Regions from separate parts of the Mus musculus genome. Here region 1 is linked to region 2. Evidence: chromatin contacts called from ENCODE POLR2A ChIA-PET data. All regions are on one chromosome and are shown on one strand. The core of a region is the stretch at or near the end of the contact, and the rest is flanking DNA. Distances in the headings are between cores, read along the strand shown. Region 1 holds the start of B3gntl1 (UDP-GlcNAc:betaGal beta-1,3-N-acetylglucosaminyltransferase-like 1). Region 2 holds the start of Fn3k (fructosamine 3 kinase).

What was found. ChIA-PET counts read pairs that join two places held with the same protein, here RNA polymerase II (POLR2A).
Region 1: POLR2A ChIA-PET joins it to region 2 with 12 read pairs in Patski. The contact joins the promoter of B3gntl1 here to the promoter of Fn3k in region 2. POLR2A ChIA-PET finds 5 or more read pairs at or near these places in 2 of 5 experiments (Patski and embryonic stem cell).

The regions. Positions count from the first base shown.
Region 1 is chr11:121,670,622-121,676,759 of GRCm38, forward strand. B3gntl1 (UDP-GlcNAc:betaGal beta-1,3-N-acetylglucosaminyltransferase-like 1) reads right to left here and starts at 2,530. Exons shown (of 13, transcript NM_178664.5): 1 at 2,364-2,530; 2 at 436-552; 3 at 249-348. The coding sequence starts at 2,411.
Region 2 is chr11:121,433,678-121,440,225 of GRCm38, forward strand. It overlaps Fn3k (fructosamine 3 kinase), which reads left to right and starts at 1,276. Exons shown (of 6, transcript NM_022014.4): 1 at 1,276-1,452; 2 at 3,596-3,747; 3 at 5,609-5,700; 4 at 6,394-6,476. The coding sequence starts at 1,312.

The DNA of each region.
Region 1 (6,138 bases), core at 1,280-3,779, 240 kb after region 2:
GTGTGTGTGTGTGTGTGTGTGTGTGTGTGTGTGTGTGCGTGTGTGAAGAGAGAAAGAGAGAGAGAGAAGACAGACAGACAGACACGGAGACCCACTTAGTTCTTAGTAGACAGTAGACCTAATCACGAGCCCTGGAGATTACCAGGATGCTATTTTCCACCAGGATACTTTTCTCCAGATTGTAGCAATACGAAATCATTTAAGTTTATAGGTTGCTAAGAAACCATAATTACAATTCAATATGTTACCTCCTCTGGGAGAAGGAGAGTCATGGCCTCCGATGACTACAGAGATTCCAGAATCTTCCAGTTTCACCTTCCATTTTTCAATGATGGCCCTAGACTTGTCCTGTAAGTATGACACAGCAGGTCAGGGCACTTCCCTCAGATGTGTTCTGTAAAGTATTGAATCACCCAACAGCAGGCCCGTAAATACCTTGCTGGCATCGTTAAAAACAGAGAGCTCCATGGCACCTTCAAAGTCTTGCTGCAAAACAGACATCAAGCACTCATCCAACCACTGCTCAGCGTTGTGCACGGGGAGGATGATAGACTAGAATTCAGAGAAACGGGTTAACAAACAGCCATGGAGAACTGCCCTCTCTTCAGCATCCAGAAATGTTTATCCCACAAGATGAGGCCCTGGCCTTCAGGTCTAGAACCATGATGGATGGGGCAAGCCCAACAAACCAAAAAAATGTCTGTTTCTCCTCTCTAAGCAGTTGGCATTCATTTGGTCCATAATATTCAATAGGTCTTAGGTACCCCTTAGGATCGTGATGCTTTTAAAAATTGTTCCATTTATTCATCCGTTATTGTATGTGTACACATGACCATGAGGGCCGAATTCAGGTTATCAAGCTTGGTGGGACGTGCCTTTATCCACTGGTCTATCTGTCCCCATTTCCTTCTAGATGCTTTTGAAAGGGGGGGAAACCTTAAAAGCATCAAAATGACCCCTCAGTCAGTGGTAGATTCGTGATTCTGATCACTAGGCAAAAGCATCAGCATTCTGGTTAAACATCCCCTGCTATGAGAACCAGACTCCAACAGTGACCCCTTTATAGGGGTCATCACAGCTCATCAAAGAGCCAAGCTGGACCAGGAGGGCGTGGAGAGGCCCTTAATCTTTATTCAACACTTGAATTCTGGCACCCTCACTTTTTCTCAGGGAATCTCACAAAGCCAAAGTTCCTAAAGTAGTATGGAATAAAATCACTGAAACCTGATAACCAAAGGAACCAGGAACTGCCTCAATTTTATATGATATAGTAAGTAGTAAAGAACAGCCAAGAAATTAACAGTTGGCCTCACCCCCCCACCCTGAATTAATGTGAAAAAATAAAACTGGACATGTTTCTGAGCAGGAAAACCAATAGGCTAGGTAGATGTGAACATATACATACATATATGTACATGTTACAAAGCTATATATAACACAAAGGCTATATAATCTCTACAGACAAGGTCTACATATAATATAGGCAATATCTACATAAATCACTGTAGAGGCCATCTATGTATAGTGTACTTTAAATTACTGAATCTGAACACGGTTATAAGAATCTTATAAAGGAGTGTTGAAGACACCGTCCTTTACAAATGAAGCGCTCTTTGAGGAGCTGATGATCCCAAAGTGGCATTCTATCCTGTTTGTGTTTATTCTGAAAACATGTTGCTTAAAGGCTTTTTATTTGTTATTTATTTGAGCTATTGGGGATTGAACCCAGGGTGTTTCACATGCATGTCAGAGTTACACCCCAGTCCTCTGGACTTACTTTGTAAAGGAAAGAACTTTCTTAATTTTCTCAAGACCTACAAGATTTTAACTGAAAAGGGGTGTTATGACTCATATTTGTTATCAGTAAGTGTGGCTCGGACGCTGGAGGGTTTCAAGGTTATCCTCAGCTGTATGTGCTGCAGGCCAGCCAGAGCTACAGACCTCACAACTTTAAAAAAAAAGATATAAATTTCTGACAAAGGCCTTGATTTACCGGTTTCCAATTTCAATAAGACTGGCATGAAAAATACAATCACTTGGCGCAATGCCTGTGAACCACACTTAATGCACCCTGGCCTGAGACATCTAACCCACCTGCTAGGTATTAAGATAGGTGTGGCATGCTGGCGAGCAGGGATATGGCGGGAGGGGCGCTAGTAGGTGTGCAGGTTAGTGTACGGTATGAGCTCGGACACATGTCTACCTCGAAACGGAATGGTGGGAACCCTCCAAGCTGAGGTTCCCGAACCCGTGGCAGCGTACAGCGGCTGCGAGCCGGAGACAAGATGACTACCGTGGAGGGAGAAACAGCAACAGAAGAAGGCACAAGAGGGCGGGACCGCGTCTCACCCGGCCATACCTACCACTAGGGCCAGCGAGCCGCGCGTTGTGGCGTTCTCGGAGACCTCCATCGCGCGGCTCCACTGCCCTTTTCCTGCAATCGCAGTCCTGCCTAGGAGGCCAACGCATGCACAGCAAGCTCCAGGAGGCGATGCACAGACTGGACCGCTTCCGATTGGTGCAGAGCCACGTGGCTCGCTAGGGACTTACGGGTATGGGAGGGCTGTTAGGGGAACAGCCACGTTCTATTGGTGTAGAGACACGTCAGTCAGTAAGGGAAGGCGGTCCTTCGAGCAGAATGCTCAGGGAGGCGGCCCGTCGGTGTTCTCTGGATGGTGGAGCGGGAGGGGCGAGCCGCCGTTCTCGGCGGGAGCAGCTCGGGCGAGGGGTTCCGGGGTGGCCAGAGCTGAGTGTGTGGGCGGGGCCTGGCCGAGCAAAGGGTTGGGCTTCCGGAGTCCGTGGGCGCCCCTGGCTTTGCGCCTTCGTCCTTCTCACTTGCCTCTGTGGCTTCTTGGCCTGCGGAAGTCCTCCTGCCCCACCTGACGGAAATAATCGCAAACTGAAGTCCGCAGCCAAACTAACGTTATAAAAAAACTTAAGAACGGGGGGAACTTGTGGGGGGACGCCACCCTGTGCAAGTAGGTGGTTACTTAAAAATCCCACCGCAGGTTGGGCCTATGTAACTTTAAAAAGGAAAATGCCAGTAAGCTTAAAGCAGGCGACATTTCATCAGAATCTTGTTTGGTCTGACTGCTCCAGACAAGGAGGAAGGACCCCCTCCTGGAGGAAGGTTCTGGGTCTGGACTGGGTCTGTCTGGAGTGAGCCAAAGGTAGATAGTTCTCATGGACCCAAGGCCCTCGTGTGGCCTGCATTAGGACACATGACGCTTGGTCAACGCCAGATAGTTGAGTTCCTATGCTACACAGAGATTCATTGTCCCGGGGGATACTGGGGAAGGAAGTGTTCTATGAACTGTGGGAGTCCCAAAGTTAGGCATCCCACAGAACCAAAAGGTTTCACTAAATTACTTCCAAAGGACGGGTGACAACCTCTGAGCTGCGTGGAACCCAGATATTGATAAAACACCTGATTACTTAATGTAGATAACCCATGTACATTTTGTTTCGTTAGTGCTTTTCTAACTTAATGCTTGTGTCTGCAGTTTCTCCAAATGGTCATCCTACAACTAGAAATATATTTTAAGATGGCATATTTTGGTCATCCACACCCTCCATTTGTGAGGGGTGACACTGAGGTCACCCACTGGCCTTGGCACCAAGCAGCCCTCAAGAGTTTCCACACTTAAAAATAGCAGGAGATGGGTGGAAGAGATGGCTCAACGGATAAAGACAGTTGCTGCCAAGCCTTAGAACCCGACTTTGAGCCCTGGGACCCATGTGGTATCAAGGAGAGAACCTACTCCCACAAGTTATCCTCTGACCTCCGAACATATAGGGTATGGTGCACAACCCCACACACCCCCAACACATGCGCAAAATAAAATGTAATTTAAAAATAGCAAGAGCTCTCAGCAAAGCTTTAGACTGCAGTGCTTTTCAAAATCTTGGTTAATTTATTTTATGTATGTGAGTGTTTTGCCTGCATGTATGCGTGTGTGCCACATGCCTCCCTGGTGCCCATGAAGGTCAGAAGAGAGTGCCAGATCCTCTGAAACTGGAATTACAGACAGTTGTGAGCCACCAGGCAGGTGCTGGGACTCAAAACTATGTCTGCAAGAGCAACAAGTGCTCTTAACTGCTGAGCCAACTTTCCTGCTCTGGGCTGCTGCTCATGCATTCAAATTATTATTATTATTATTATTATTATTATTCTTTCCTCAGTAGAAAACAGTGGCCTACTTTTTCGCTCCCCAAAAGGAAAGAACCTACACTGTCCCTGGCAGTTCTGCAAAGGAACCGAGTACCCTTAGCAATCTTAACAGCTTAACTTCTGGAGATGCAGTAGTGCCCAACCTCTTTCCACAGTCTGTTCTAGGCATTGCCAAACTTTTTCCTACCTGTATAAACAGGGTGTCCACCCTCTTCCACGAAGCTGGAGCAGAGCTATGATGGGACCTTTGCAGGTCACTGTGAGAGAACAGAGCTATGATGGGACCTTTGCAGGTCGCTGTGAAAGCTCTCTAGCTCACCTCACATAGAGAAGGTGAGCAGGAGCTGTGTACAGTGGGTGTGCTGTGTCTAGCAGTATGCTGCCCCTCTTACCTGGACTAACCCGCTCAGGTTACTACTCTTAAGTGCTCTAAACTAAGGCATATGGGTGTGTCTGTGAGCACCTCTTTCACAGAAAAATAAAAGTTTTGTTTTAAAAATTAGATCAAATGCAAAATATTCGGTAGCTTGTTACAAAGCAAAGCACTATGTCATGTATGATATTTTTACTGAAATTGCATCTTATCTGAAAAGCCAGTAAAAAATAGCATTAAGTGAGTTGAGTAGAAATACAACCTTATCTTTAAGTCTGACCAAGGCAATCTGAGGATTTGTTTTCAAAGACCCAATGGTCTCTCAGAGTTAATGTGTGGAGAATAGTTTCATTTCAAATGACTTAGTAGTAAGTAGCATTCTAGCTCCAGAGTGACCTGAAGATAAGGAAGCACAGGTAGTTTCTACACCTTTGTGTTTGGAGTGGGCTGCACTGCTTCCATCTCACCTCCTGTAATCTTTTGCAGCAAGAAAGTTCCTTTTAGATGTACCCTCCAACACAATATGTGTAGACAGTATCCTCCAACACAATATGTGTAGACAGTACCCTTCAACATAATATGTGTCGACCCCCCCCCCCCCCCGACAGGGTTTCTCTGTGTAGCCCTGTCCCAGAACTCACTTTGTAGGCTGGCCTCAAACTCGAAAATCTGCCTGCCTCTGCCTCCCAAGTGCTGAGATTAAAGGCATGTGCCACCACTGCCTGGCATATGTAGACATTCTTAAAAATATATTTTCTTTAGTGTATAAGAGTGTTCTGCATGCATATATGCATATGTACTGTGTGTGTTAGCTGTGAAGGCCAGAAGAGGGCGCTGGATCCCCTAGAACTGGAGTTACAGATGGTTATGAACCAACACGTGGGTGCTAGGAATCAAACACAGGTCCTCATAAGAACAAACAAATCTTCATGACTAAGCCTTCTTGGCAGACCTAGTATTGTGCAACAGTTTTCTCTGATATCGAAACATTCTATCCTGCAGGGAAGCTCCTTAAACAGGAAGGTAAACAACTCAAACTACCTTCTGGGAAGCTCCTGAAACCAATCAGATTCACTAGGTTCCTCCCTACCAAATTAAACAATAAAAGCTGAGGAAGTCCCTCTCAGACTGTAGGAAGCTGAGCTGCAAAGAAGACTGAGATCAGAATAGCTGCCTTGAAGAAGCAGAAGCCAGCCAAGCTGCCTGGAACAGGTTTAAACCAACTGAGGCACATAAAAAGGACACTCTCCAACCTGTTGGGTGGCCTGCAGGCTGTGCACTGACTCTCCAATCCCAGCTTTTGTGAGCTGTCATCCATGCTGGGGTGGGCCTTGGTGATGAAGCTGTCTTTTGAATCATTTCCACTCCTGAAAGCAACAACAATAAAATGCTTTGGTCCACCAAATTGGACTCGGGTGGTATCTATCTGTACTTTGGTCTGTCATGACAAAGGGTGAATAGTTAGTTATGTGTGCTCCATAGCCCCAGGAAAAGTTTTGTCACGCAACACCTGGAAACTCCTTTTTGCAAACATTCAGAGTGCCAGAGCACTGCATAGGTTCATGGTGGCAGCAGGTGCTGTTCTGAAATCCAA
Region 2 (6,548 bases), core at 26-2,525:
GTCGATAAAGGAACAGCTGTAGAACTGTCAGCTGGCAGGCCATGAGAAAAACATTGAGCAGCACAGTGCAGCCAGGTCTTCTTGACACATGCTGGGAAGAGTCTTATCCCGCTAGGGCCTGAGACTAGAATTCATAGGATGGAGCCCAAAACCAGACTTGGTTTCATATGTTATGAGCTATGTCTCAGCACTGGGACCCAGGCAAGTTAACTCCTCTATACTTTAGTTTTGTCATAGAGAAGGCAGGAGCTAATTATAGCATCCTCTCAGGATATTTGTGAATGTAGCTGACATTCACTTGTGCCCTGGCACATACTCAAAGCTCAGCAATGGATCTATCCACCCACTAATCTTCCTAGTCCCTTTATAGTCAGCTGGGGACATTGCAGTACAAGAGAGGGACCAGCAGCTCATGGTGGGAGCTGCCATCTGAGGCAACCTCTCCTAAAACACTGAAGGGTTAGCACAGGCTGTCTCTTATATCAGTCTGTGGATGTGTTCTTATATGTATGTGTGTGTGTGCCCATGCATCCATGAGCATATATGTCTGCTGCTTTCCTATCATGGCTGTCTGAAATCCAGAGTTCCACCTACCCTGGGTGGAGTAGGCTGCTGCTATCACACCTCCCACAGTAGCCTCTATCACTCAGCCCTGTGGCATTAAGAGGTGCCACTAGGGCCTAGCCAGGGCACCCCCATGGCTAGGACTCCACCCTTATCTGGACAGTGAGATCTTCTCCATGGGATATCTAAGTCTCTAGGCTATGCCTTGTGTTGCAAGGATAAAGAAGCCCTGACCCAAATCTTTCTGCGCTCTTTCCTGATTCTCCCAGTTATGCAGAGAGCACGGTGCCCAGGGTAGACCCCAGGTGGGTGCAGATGTTCTGGGACTTCACGTGCATTCTGTGAGGACACTCCCTTTCTGTCTCGTGGCTTTACAGAACACCCGCCACCCGGTCTGGGTTCTGTTTCTATAGGGTGTGTTGTTGGAGGAGAAATTCTGAAATGAGCTTAGTAATGAGGGTATCGAGAGCTTTTGCATCCCTCCTTCTCCCACAGCAGCCCCGGGTGGAAATCGCCTTGGAGAGAGAAATTCCTCGCTCTCTTCCCCCTCCCACCCTAGCTCTGGTGCCCAAGAGCATGCAGGGATAGCATGCACCGGAGGTAGCTAGGAGCCAGCAAGCCTGTGTCAGACAATGTTGTGACAGCGCTACGCCCCGCCCCCTGATCCGCCCTCCGCGCGTGTTCCCTTCTGGTCCCCGACTCCCCCTCCTCTGCGTCACCTGACCGCATTCTGCACCTCAACTCTCCATGGAGCAGCTGCTGCGCGCCCAGCTTCACACCACAACACTGCGGGCCTTTGGGAGCTCCGGAGGGGGCTGCATCAGCGAGGGCTATGCCTACTACACTGACAGTGGCCCCGTGTTTGTCAAGGTCAATCGCAGGACACAGGTGCGCTGCCCGGTATACAAGGATAAAGTCTAGGAAGGGGAAAGAGGAATGCAGGATTCTGAGAAGTGGTGGAGGAACTAGACCTGGCGTACCCAACGCTCTGCTGAGGGGTCAACCAGCACTTGCATGCAGGCAGCTTCTTGGGACCAGAGGGTTTCTCTTTGCTGCATGATTATTTTCTTGCTTTTGCTCCCACACAGGGGCTTTAAATTTTCTGTAATCACTGACCATGGGGGAGGTGAGTCTTAGCGGTAAGCTGCTTCTGCCCATGTCTGGTCTCTGCTCTGACCTCAGCTCCTGCATTTTCCCAGCAGGTGAAGAGAGACAGGATTCCCAGGGCTAGGTTAGCACCATCGTTCTCAAAGGCTCTGTTGGTTTCTAGGACGTTTAAGATATCCCCGTTTAAGAATGTATGGAGCCAGGCATACATCTAAACCCTATCACTCTGGTACTTAGGAGGCTGAGACAGGAGGATGGTGAGTTCCATGTCAGCCTGGGCTACATGAGGAGAAGCTGGCTCAAAAACAAAAACAAACTAACAACAACAAAAGAATGCATGGAAAACTGTAAGACAACTGAGGACTGTTAGCTAGAGTCCCTGAGAGCAAGCTGTGCTGGCACAGCATGGTGCTCCCCTTCTGTGGGGGGAGGACTCCAGAGGTTCTGGACTCTGTGGGGAGTAGTTCTGGATAGTGGTTATAGTATCTAGGATGCTCCTGGTATCATTAGAGACGGTGAAGGTAGCACCTCCCTGCTTTCTGTGCAGCGTTGGCCTGGTTTGGAGGTTTACCCTGGAAGCATGGCTGAAGTTTGCAAATGCCCTTCCACAACAGGCTGCTCAGCACATGCCTCTTTGTCCCAAGTGCAGGTTGGCGATTTGAGTGTACCTGTCTGACTTTTCCCCTTGAAAGGGGATTAAGGGGGAAGAATGGTTTACATGTGTGATAATAAATGTTTTGGCTTCAAGTTTCACTTTTAATCAACGATATCCAATTTATTTTGTGTGTATGTATGTATGTGTGTGTGTGTGTGAAAGCTCTGGTTTGCATATTCATGACGTGCGTAGAAGTCAGTGGATAACTTTTGGGGAGTTGGTTCTGTCCTTCGGCCTTATTTTGTGGCAAGGTTTTTCTTGTTTCTGCTGCCACACGGCCTGTTCTAGGCTAGCTGGCCTGAAAGACTCCAGCTGACTGTTTGTCTCCCATCATGTGGTAGGAGGGCTGGGATTACAGATGCACACCACCACATCTGGAACACACTACCACATCTGGATTTTTGGAGATCAAAGCTGGGTGATCAGGCTTGAATGCTTTTACCCACAGTCATCTACTTTTTAATTTTTACAAATGTATGATTCTATATGTAGAAGTGTTCACAAACCCCATGAATAAATGCATGGGGGGGGGGGCTGAGGATGTCATTCATTGTAGAGCATTTGCCTAGTGTGGACAGTCTCCTGGGTTGAGCCTCCCAGCACCACAAATAAATAAGTAAATAAAATGCATGTTTTTAACCAAGGTATAGTGAACAATATGAAAGTTTGCTAAAAATAAGTGGGGGTATTTCTAAGTCACTTAGAAACAAGCCTCTGCATCCCAGAAAAGGCCTGTGGACAAGCTGGGTATACTAGCTTCTCTAGTCCTTGCTAGAATGGAGCCAGGCTCTTCTAACCTCACCACTCTGCCTTCTCTGACTCAAATGTGATCCCAGGTAATTTCTACCATGCCCAAGGCTGCCTGCCCCCACTTAGAGGCATGAAGGAAAACAATACCTTGGAGGACTCAGTCCCAGCCTCAGACTTTGTTGGTTCACACTTCACTTGTACCCATTCCTCTCACCCCACCCCCACCTTGCATCCCCTTGTGACCTGTGCATCTTCCACCGCAAGGCTTTGCTTGTGTGAGTCTCCCCTTAGACCCCTTGAATTCTGGCATCAGGCTTGTCCTTTCAGTTCCTTCTTACCTGAAGGGGTCTCTCTTGAACACTGGCCTCGAGAGATGGAGGTGATGCTGTTTTTCAGTAATTGAAGGCACTTGGTCTTCTGGCTTGTGCCAAGGGCCATGAGTACTTTGGTCTGGCTAGCAAGGTCCCTGTGAGGGTCCAGGATTGCAGAGCTGACAGAGCTCATGGCATTTGGATGCAGGCCCGGCAGATGTTTGAGGGAGAGATGGCGAGCCTGGAGGCCCTCCGCAACACTGGCTTGGTGCGGGTTCCTAAGCCCATGAAGGTGATTGACTTGCCAGGAGGTGGGGCTGTCTTTGTGATGGAGCACTTGAAGATGAAGAGCCTTAGCAGGTGAGTGCATTTGTGTGTATGGGGAGGGAGAGAGCCATGTGCATGTGCAAAGATAGGGAGAGGCTGACATACATATAGAGAGATATGCACAGAAAGAGAGAAAGGCGAGTTTGTACACAGAAAGAGGCAGGGACAGACATAGACACAAGACACAGAGAAACAGACACAGAAATAGAGAAGACAAACAGGTGGAGAGAGAGAGAGAAATGGAGAGAGAGGGAGAAGGGGAGAAATAGAGAGGGAGAGAGGAGAGAGAGTGAACACTAGGTAGCAAGGGAGAGAGAGAGAGAGAGAGAGAGACTGAACACTAGTGAGCATTCTCTGTTGAGCTGCTTACATAATTCAATCCAGTTGCCAGAGGTTTTTTTGTTTTTTGTTTTTTTTTTAAAGGTCTCACAATGCAGTCCTGACTAGCATGGAACTCACTATGTCATGCTGGCCTCTGCTTTCCAAGTGCTGGGATTAAGGGCATGTGTCAAGAGTTCCTTTTTAAAAGATGTATTGTTATTACATATGCATATATATATATGTATATATATATATACACCATATATGTATATATATAGACACACATATGTATATGTATGTATGTATGCCCACATGTATGTGCACCATGTGCATATCTGGTGACCATAGAGGCAAGACAAGGGTGTTGGGTCCCCTGGAACTATAATTCCAGATGTTTCTGAGCTGCCATGTAGGTGCTGGGAGCCTGGGTCTTCTGCAGGTCCTCTTAACGATGAGGCATCTCTTCGGTTCCAGTCCCTGGAGTCCATCCTTTACTTTTTTGGTTTTCTCTTATTAGACCTGAGATCCTGAAAATGAAGCTTCTATTAATTCTCCAACTTTCACAAGAGTAACCAAGCCAACTTTCTCTTTAAATCTTTTTAAAAATATTTATTTATTTATTTATTTATTTATTTATTTATTATATGTAAGGACACTGTAGCTGTCTTCAGACACCCCGGAAGAGGGCATCAGATATCATTACTGATGGTCGTGAGCCACCATGTGGTTGCTGGGATTTGAACTCAGGACTTCTGGAAGAGCAGTCATTGCTCTTAACCACTGAGCCATCTCTCCAGCCTCCTCTACTAAAACTTTAAAAAAGTATTTTATGTGTATGGGTACTTTGGCTGTATGTATGTTTGTGTGCCACATTTGTATACTACCCTCAGAAACCAGAAGAGGGGGTTTTAATCCCTTGTACCTGGATTTACAGAAGGTGTGAGCCACTCTGTGCATCCTGGGAATTGAACCCAGTTCCTCTTGAAAAGCAACCAGTGCTTTGAACTGCTAAGCCATCTCTCCAGCCCCCAGAGTCCTAAGACAAAGATTATTGCTGTTTTTTGTTTGTTCATTTTGGTTTGGGTATTTTAGTTGTGATGAGGCTGCATAAAGTAAGTGTATTTGAACAAGTCCCTTACTTTATGCTGTGTAGTCTACTAACCCAGTTTGACCTTAGAGAGGCTGATCAGTTACCTAGCAACTTAATTTTTTCTCCATTACAGTCATGCATGTTCATTGTATAAACTATTGAAGGACAAACTCTGGTAAAGGAGGCATTGGAATGTTAGCAGCAGGGAGTTGCCATAGCTCATCTCAGCGTGACTGTGGTCTCAGGGTCTCTCCTATTTATATTCCTTTGTGCCACATGGCCAGTGGCTGCTGAGATGCTACAGAAATTATCACACAGCTCTCACAATACTTTGGGTTATTTGTTTGTTTGTTTGTTTAAGAAAGGGTTTATTATTGTACTGTTTAGAGAGCCTTTAGAGCGTTTACAACATCTCTCAAAGCAGAGCATGCTGGGTGCTGTTACTTGTTTGTTGCTGTAGCTGCCGCCGCCTTATTTCCTTAGTCAGGCATCAAAGCTCGGGGAACAGATGGCAGACCTGCACCTTTACAATCAGAAGCTCAGGGAGAAGTCCAAGACTCGGCAGAACACAGTGGGTAAGTCTGGTTCCTTTTGTTTTATTTTGTTTTGTTTTAAACCTGGGCCCAGCCCATCAGCTACCTTAGATGGGAATTCATGGTGCTTCTTGGTGGCACTTCAGTAATGTGTTGAATGGCATACCTGCTCCCTTTACAGTGCATTAAACAACTTTTTAAAATTTGTGTGTGGGGGGTGGTGGTGGGGGAGGGGAAGAGAGGGGGAGGGGGGAAGAGAGGGGAGGGGGAAGAGACAGGGAGAGGGAGGAGGGAGAGAGGAAAGAAGGAGAGGGAGAAGGAGGGGGGTCCTTGCTAGAGTTAGAAGGGGGCATCTGACCCTTTGCAGGAGTTGCAGGCAATTGTACACTGTTCAACCTGGGTGCTGAGAACCTTTAGAAGAACAGCAAGTGCTATTAACTTTGGGGCCATATCTCTAGCCCTAAGTGCACTGTGAAAATGAGATGATTAAGCAATTTTAACGGAGCTGGCAAATGAATAGAATGGACTCCTGACCAACCAGTCCTGCAGTCTGTCCATTCATTGGCCAGGGTAAAAAGTCCTGGCAAGTCTGTGTGCTGGCTAGTCACTGCTATGTGTAGTGAGCCCTCAGATCACCTGCGTTTGAGCTATTTGTATGTGCAGCCAGGCATTCTCCCAAGGTCTGGTTTCCATGAAAGATGAGTAGTTTCATGAGATTAACATTTCTGTTGACAGGCTGTGGGGCGGAGGGTGCTGAGCCCCAGGGTGTGACCAAGTTTGGCTTTCACACAGTGACATGCTGTGGCTTTATCCCACAGGTGAGTGTTAGAGTGGGGGCATCCTCTCGGGGGCACCCTCACTTAGTGAGGACCATTCCTGAAGCTCTGGTG